Regions from separate parts of the Homo sapiens genome. Here region 2 is linked to region 1. A link is a contact called in ENCODE Hi-C or POLR2A ChIA-PET data. All regions are on one chromosome and are shown on one strand. The core of a region is the stretch at or near the end of the contact, and the rest is flanking DNA. Distances in the headings are between cores, read along the strand shown. Region 1 overlaps STX8 (syntaxin 8). Region 2 overlaps STX8 (syntaxin 8).

Region 1 (3,978 bases), core at 216-2,715:
TCCCAACCCCCACCCCTTCCAGGCCACCTTCTCCTGATTCTCTTGCTCCCTCTGGCCCCCAGATGTCTCTCTTCACACCGTTCTCTTTTCCGACAGTTGCTGCCTTCTTTCCAGTTGATTCTTTCCACGTTTCTGTGTTCCTGCAGAGCAGTGCCTCATCAGCCCGGTGCTGGGCACCAGCTCAGGCTGGGAGTGAATTCTCTCCAGGTAGGGGCCTGGCCTTCTGGGGAGAGGGCTGAGTTTCCAGGGTGAGGAGGGTGCCAGGTGCCTCTCTCTTCCCAGTGTTGCCTCAGCACAAACCCACCCAGGCACATGGGGGACACTGGCCTGGCCACTCTAAAGAGCCACCCCAAAAGACCACAGTTGTTTGTTTGTTTGTTTGTTTGTTTGTTTTTCTGAGACGGAGTCTCACTCTGTTGCCCAGGCTAGAGTGCAGTGGCACGATCTCGGCTCACTGCAACCTCCGCCTCCCGAGTTGAAGCAATTTTCCTGCCTCAGCCTCCTGAGTAGGTGGGATTACAGGCGTGCACCACCACGCCTGGCTAATTTTTGTATTTTTAGTAGAGACAGGGTTTCACCATGTTGGCCCGGCTGGTCTCAAACTCCCGGCCTCAGGGGATCCGCCCGCCTTGGCCTCCCAAATTGCTGGGATTACAGGTGTGAGCCACCGCGCCCGGCCTTCTTGACTTTTCTTTTAAGAGACAGGGTCTCACTCTGTCACCCAGGCTGAGGTGCAGTGGTGCAATCACAGCTCACTGCAGCCTCGAACTCCTGGGCTCCAGCAGTCCTCCCACCACAGCCTCCCGAGTAGCTGGGATTACAGCCACACATCACCACAGCCAGCTAATTTAAAAATACTCTTTGTAGAGGTGGGATCTCGCATTGTTGCCCAGGCTTTATTCTTGACTTCTGTTCTTGTGACACTACTACTATTAATATTATTCTTTTTCTTTTTTAAAATTTAAATTAGAGACAGGTTTCCACCATGTTGCCCGGGCTAGTCTTGAACTCCTGGGCTCATGCAATCCACCCGCCGTGACCTCCCAAAGTGCTGGGATTACAGGCGTTAGCCACCATGCCCGGACACTATGACTATTATTTTCATCGTCATTATTATTATTGTTATTTATGCAGCATGGCCAGACGCACAGGCTCCCCTAGGGGCCCCTGGGTTCCTCTCCACCTTTTCTCCCGCGTAGCTGAATGTGTTATAAAGTCGGGTGCTCCTTGTGGTTTGCTTTAACCTTCTCCTCCTCCTGCCTGTGACCCCGTCCTGTGACCCCTGCTCTGACCTCCACTTCCTCACTGGCTTTTAAAAAGTCTGGGCCTTTCACAGTTCCTCTCACCTGGTGTCCACTTGGCTGTGTTCTGCCTGCCTGCTGACCGCCGCCAGCATTCCGCCCAGCACAGCTGCCCTTCCTGTAGCTAATAACTGACACAGAGGCTGCCAGACATTCCACCCTGAACTTCCAACCTTTCCCGGACGCCCTCATCACCGCCGGGCCTCGGAGAGAATTGCTCCCTCTGTTTCTACACTAAATGCCACCCAGGTGTTCCTCTGTTTTTGCTACTCTTCCTTCTCTTTTGGAGAGAGTGACATTTGATTTCTGTTGTTAAGCTGAGAGACTGGCTCTGTTGCAGGACATTTACGGAGCACCTGCGACCACTAGGCACCCGTTTCAGGCAGGGTGTAATTATTACGAGGAGTAATAATTATTGTTGGGAGAGTTACCATTTATTGAGTGCCAGTTATGTTCTAGAAGTTTCATGTACTGTATCTTCCGAAATCCTCACAACAAGCCTGTGAAGTCAGGATTTTTCAGTCTTGTTTCAGAGATGGTAGAACTGAGCTCCAGAGTTAAACTTTCCCAACGTGTCATAGTATACCAGTGGCAGATTAGAAGTCAGGTCTTCTTGACTGTAAAATCAGTACCCCTTCCACCGCACCAGACTGCATTGATCTGTTTTTGGAGATTCTATGGCCTGAGGAAGGAATTATTAATAAAAAAAGAACCAAAGGTGGAAGGGAGTCATTTAAGAGCAATGGCCTTGCTGCAGATACCCTCGGATTCCAGGACAAGCTGGCTGTGTACGGGCTGAGCAGTCTTCATGGAGGACATGAAATACAGAGGATGAGCCTTCAAGGCTTCGGCCCTGCCCTGGGGCGGGTGGAAAATGGGCTGAGGCTACACTCAGAGGGGAGCGGGCAGAGACTCCATTGATGAGTCAGATGCAACCCCCTGGAGCCACAGAGGAAGCCTGGCCCACAATACAGAGAAAGAAAAACCTGCAGAGTTGAGTTGGATGCCAGGCTAAGAACAAAACAAACTCAGAAAACCAGAGATGACTTTTGCCCAGTGTTTTAATGAAAGCATTATTCGGCGGAAATTAAAATGTAGAACTGTGGGGTAAGATAGATTCAAGAGGGGTGTGATCAGAGGCAGGTAGGTCCTCCTCTCCACACCCCCAGTGCCTGGTTTCCCCTGGCGCAGCTGAGCAGCGGCTGTAGGAAGGCTGCTAGTGTCACACTCTGGGTCCCCCAGCAGAGCACACACAGCCCCTGGAGTGGGCAGGTCTGGGCAGAGACCTCAAGCATAGCCACCATTCTCCAGCCTCTCAATCTGGAAATCAGAATGTAAATACGCTCACCTTCTCTGCACGGCGTCTACTCTTTTCTTCGTGTATTTGCCCAGTCGTGGGATTAAAGGGAACATTTACATGAACTTTTGAAGATAAATATTCCAGTTTTGTCTCTTCTCCTGCTTATTCCCCACCTCAGCTCAGGAGTCTGCCGTGAAAAGTCTGTTTGAACAGTGAGACTGATCACTGGTTAATACATAAGCAAATGTCACCTATTGACAGGCACAACTGCCAAAAAAATAAAACAAACTTTAGGAATTGTCCCTAAGAAGTGTCCTCTGTTCATCTTTAAGTTTAGTAGCTACGTGTGGGTTGCCAGTTGGCCTAACTCTTCTGGTGTGAAAAGCGAGGCAAACAAAAAGAATATGCTTTTTTTGTTTTTGTTTTTGTTTTAAACAAAATCTCGCTCTGTCACCCAGGTTGGAGTGCAGTGGCGCAATCTCAGCTCACCGCAACCTCCTCCTCCCGGGTTCAAGTGATTCTCCAGCCTCAGCCTCCCAAGTAGCTGGGATTACAGGCACCTGCCATCACGCCCGGCTAATTTTTGCATTTTTTAGTAGAGACGGGGTTTGGCCATGCTGGCCAGGCTGGTCTCAATCTCCTGACCTCAGGTGATCCACTCGCCTTGGCCTCCCAAAGTGCTGGGGTTACAGGCATAAGTCACCACGCCTGGCCAGAATATGTGTTTTGGTTCAAGACAACCAAAATAGTAGTAGGCAGCTAAGGCGGCTTTCCTTGCAACAAAACCAGATAAAAAGACTCCTGGATAAAGCGCCCTTCACCCCTCCCTGCCTCTTGCTTTCCCATCAGCCTACTTGCCACGTTCCCCTGCAGCTACAGGGCAGAAGTGGCCAACACAGAGATCCACACTCTCTCGAAAAGTCAGCCTCCAGATTCTTTCTCCTCCTTCCCCTCCTCCTCCATGTCAGTAAGCACTGAGAGCTGTTACCTACACCCAACTTGTGGCAGGGGCGTTGGCAGCACAAGCTCCGTATTTTGCTCGTTTCCAGTGTTTCACTGGAAAAAAGTATGGACCATGACTCCAGATGACGAGTCTTCAGAAAACACCATTCCTGAGAGACTGTGTTTAATATCCTCTCCCAGTTTGAAAAGGAGTTTGTTTTCTTACATCTTTTTTTAATTGCCATGAGCTGGACTTGTAAATATTGTAAGTGGTTGAGTAATACTCATCTGGTAAACTGACCAAAGGAAATGGACATTTTTTTCCACTCTTGTAACCCTGGCATCCCATGCCTGCCCCTGAAAGGGACTCTTGAGTATTGGAAGGGAAAATCTGCCTCGCCAGGTGCCAGCGGGCCCAGGGCAGGAGCTGAGTGA
Region 2 (3,515 bases), core at 700-3,199, 210 kb before region 1:
TAAAGTGGCAAAAGGTTTGACTCACCCCACAAGCACATTCCCAGCCGAGGTTGAACAAGGTGATGCCCTGCCTTTTGTTTCGGCCTCAGAGAGGGATGACCAGTGGACACTCTGGCTCTGGGGCCAGACAGACAGGCTTAAATCCCACCTCTGGCTCCTCTTAGTGGAGCAGCCTCAGGCAAGTTATGTAACACTTCAGAACTTTGTTTTTTCTTTTGAAAAAAAAAAAAAAAAGGAATCTACCAGGATGAGTTGTTTTTAGGATTTAATATTATGATCTGTGTGGGGTATGTACAGATAGAGGTACATGTCTCCCTCAGGAACATCAGTTGAGTATTTGCTAATTCAGTGTTCATGGTGACTTTATGGAACATAATTACTGTGAATAGCGGGAATGGACTGTAGTTATCCTCATGATTATGATTTATCATAGCAAAAGGATACAAAGCAAAATCAGCAAAGGGAAAAGGCTCCTGGTTGAAGTGCTGGGGAAACCAGGTGCAAGATTCCAAGCATCCTCTCCCAGTGGAATCCCACAGGGTGCACAGAATTACCCCAACGATGAGTTGTGACAGCACGTGCGACATATTACCAACCAGGAAGGCTCATTAGAGACTCAGTGCCCGGGGTTTTTTGAGGGTCTTGGTCACATAGGCACCCTGTCTGGCATGTACCCACATCCCAGACTCCCAGAAGGAAACCAGGTGTTAATGAAACAGAGCATTGATACAGCTTAGGCACAGATTGCCACTCTTACCAGTTAATGGCGGGTCCTTCCCAAAATCCAAGCTCCAGGATGCCAGCCAGGGAAGGGCCAACCTTGGCAGCAGTGCCTTGTTAAGAAAAGCAGTTAGGGCCGGGCGCGGTGGCTCATGCCTGTAATCCCAGCACTTTGGGAGGCCGAGGTAGGTGGATCATGAGGTCAGGAGTTCGAGACCAGCCTGGCCAAGATAGTGAAACCCTGTCTCTAATAAAAAATATAAAAATTAGCTGGGTGTGATGGCGGGCGCCTGTAATCCCAGCTACTCGGGAAGCTGAGGCAGGAGAATTGCTTGAACCCGGGAGGCGGAGGTTGCAGTGAGCCAAGATCATGCCACTGCATTCCAGCCTAGGCGACAGAGTGAGACTGTCTCAAAAAAAAAAAAAAAAAAAAGCAGGGTGCGGTGGCTCACGCCCCGGGAGGCGGAGGTTGCAGTGAGCCAAGATCACGCCACTGCATTCCAGCCTAGGTGACAGAGTAAGACTCTGTCAAAAAAAAAAAAAAAAAAAAAAAGCAGGATGCAGTGGCTCACGCCTGTAATCCCAGCACTTTGGGAGGCCGAGGCAGGTGGATCACGAGGTCAGGAGATTGAGACCATCCTGGCTAACACAGTGAAACCCCATCTCTACTAAAAAAAAAAAATACAAAAAATTAGCCAGGCATGGTGGCGGGCACCTGTAGTCCCAGCTACTCAGGAGGCTGAGGCAGGAGAATGGTGTGAACCTGGGAGGCGGAGCTTGCAGTGAGCCGAGATTGTGCCACTGCACTCCAGCCTGGGAGACAGAGTGAGACTCTGTCTCAAAAAAAGAAAAAAGAAAAAAGCAGTTAGGCCTGCTGTGTTAGCTTTTTCTGCATAGAGGCCTACACCAAATATGACTTATTTATCATGTTACTTTTCCTGTTTGGAGAATCAATGAAAGAATGAGAATGCTTAATTCCTGAGAAAAGTAGATGCATGCTCTTTAGAAGGAAAAAGATACAGAAAGAAGGTGAAAGCCGCTTAAGACAAATTGTAGCTCTTCACAGTTTCATTCATTATTGAAGATCTTTAGCTGAGCTTGGCTTATCCTCAGAGTTCTCTGAGAATGTGCTTCTCAAAGTGGAAATTGTTTAGCATATGGGGTGGTGAAAAGGACTGAAGAACTTTGGTAATAAAAACCAAAGCAGCAGGAAGGAAGTGGTCTGATTAGAACCAAGTGCTTGAGCAGGGAAAGACAGCGTAAGAAAGAGACTGAAGCTGCTGAGTAGTTGTTTCAAGTAATTTCAAATCCTTAAAGGAGCTTGAACTGGAAGGTAATGTGGTCTCAACGGTTTATTCTGGGAAGAGACACGACATTCTCTTTCCATCTAGACAGTCCTGCCAGGAGGGTGAAATCTTTGAGAAAGCATTTTGAATGCAGTGATAAGGACTCTTTATTATTTTTGTTGTTGTTTTTATTTTAACCATTTCAAACAGTAGTTGGGGAACTGAATTGACATCAAAGGTAGAACAGTTCTGTCAACCAATTTGGTTAGTTTGAAATCCACAAGCACAATTAAAAAAAATTTATTATGTCCTGAGGAATTAACAGCTAGTGGTTTAGAGTATGTTTCAGTGATAAGCGTTTTGTATCTATGAACAGGTGAATTTAGGAGACCCTCCAAGGTGTTTCTGTACTCCCTTGGGTCATTTGAACAGGATAATTTGAGGTCCTGTGTCCAAGAGTGACCCTCCTCTCTGCTTCTGGATTCACTCCTAGCTCGTGTAGGATTCATGTTGCTAAACTCATTCCAAACTTGGCCATCTCTAGGGGTGACGATAAGGTGAAGACTCATTTTACCATTTTCTTTTGTCAGCCAATCAAAGAGCCCAAGAGTAGCCATTTTTTGTTTTGCTTTGTTTTATAAACAGGATTTTCTCTGGTACTTTTTTCTTGCCAGAAATGGACAGAGAGCTTTAGGAAGAAGAACTGGTTGTGTTTATGGGAGATATATTTAGGATGGGCTCACGGAGAGTTTGTCCTTGAAGCAACGACTTGGGATGTACATTAATAAGGTGATCCTATTTCTTCTTAATCTTTTATCACTTATGAACATGTAACTGACTAATACCACTGTAATCAGGCCTCAGTTTTCTATGGAAAGGAAGAGAAAGAGACATGGAACATCTTTAGGGGTAGATGTGTGTGTGTGTGTGTGTGTATGAGAGAGAGAGATGAAACAGACTGATGAGAGACAGACATGAACTTAGACTTAGATTTGAATGGGAATATATCTAATGAGCTGGCTTTAAAGTGGGTCAGGACAGCACTCACCTTGCTCAAAGGAGATTGGAGGCTGACCACGTAGCTCAGTGTGCCTCCCTGAGAGTTCTTCTGTGCTCCTTTATCTGATTGGAACCACGCAAATGACCACCTTGGCTGAGCTGCCCAGCCTTCTCCTAGGTTGAGCTTTAACCATCTGTTGGAGGAGGAAAATTCCCAAGATAACAATGAAAGCAATTTTTCTAACCATCTGGCTTAACCTGTACCACTTCCCTTGAAAATTGAATTTCTTTTTCTTCTCCATAGAGGCATTGAGGCACGGGTTGGATTCTCTGGGGAGCAGCCTCGGAGGGGCTTTTGTATGCGGGATGCGTATGAGGAGCACTGATGGGATCAACATTTGTGGGAGGGAGCTGGGCAGCAGGATTAGCAGAGGGAGCGGCTGGCTTTGACGACAGCCCCCTGGGAAGCCCGGGTGCCGAAATGGCCTTCAGGATTGTCCCACGTTGAAT

The links. Hi-C counts contacts between places; a loop is a spot of excess contacts on that map. ChIA-PET counts read pairs that join two places held with the same protein, here RNA polymerase II (POLR2A). Pooled maps may share reads with other maps.
Region 2: a loop to region 1 is called in a map of dorsolateral prefrontal cortex, with 2.3 times the contacts of the local background. The contact joins two enhancer-like sites. A Hi-C loop is called at or near these places in 2 of 168 maps with a recorded cell type or tissue (both dorsolateral prefrontal cortex) and 3 of 50 pooled maps. POLR2A ChIA-PET finds 5 or more read pairs at or near these places in 1 of 52 experiments (activated CD4-positive, alpha-beta T cell).

Annotation. Positions count from the first base shown.
Region 1 is chr17:9,257,043-9,261,020 of GRCh38, reverse strand. The region is part of intron 7 of STX8 (syntaxin 8); the gene reads left to right. Among named protein-coding and RNA genes, the nearest start is that of NTN1, 240 kb to the right of the region's middle. RefSeq lists an enhancer at 2,478-3,069. Within about 2 kb of position 1,465, at least 4 of the 41 ENCODE cell types and tissues checked have a DNase peak (open chromatin) inside an H3K27ac peak, as active enhancers do.
Region 2 is chr17:9,468,790-9,472,304 of GRCh38, reverse strand. The region is part of intron 6 of STX8 (syntaxin 8); the gene reads left to right. Among named protein-coding and RNA genes, the nearest start is that of STX8, 110 kb to the left of the region's middle. Within about 2 kb of position 1,949, at least 3 of the 41 ENCODE cell types and tissues checked have a DNase peak (open chromatin) inside an H3K27ac peak, as active enhancers do.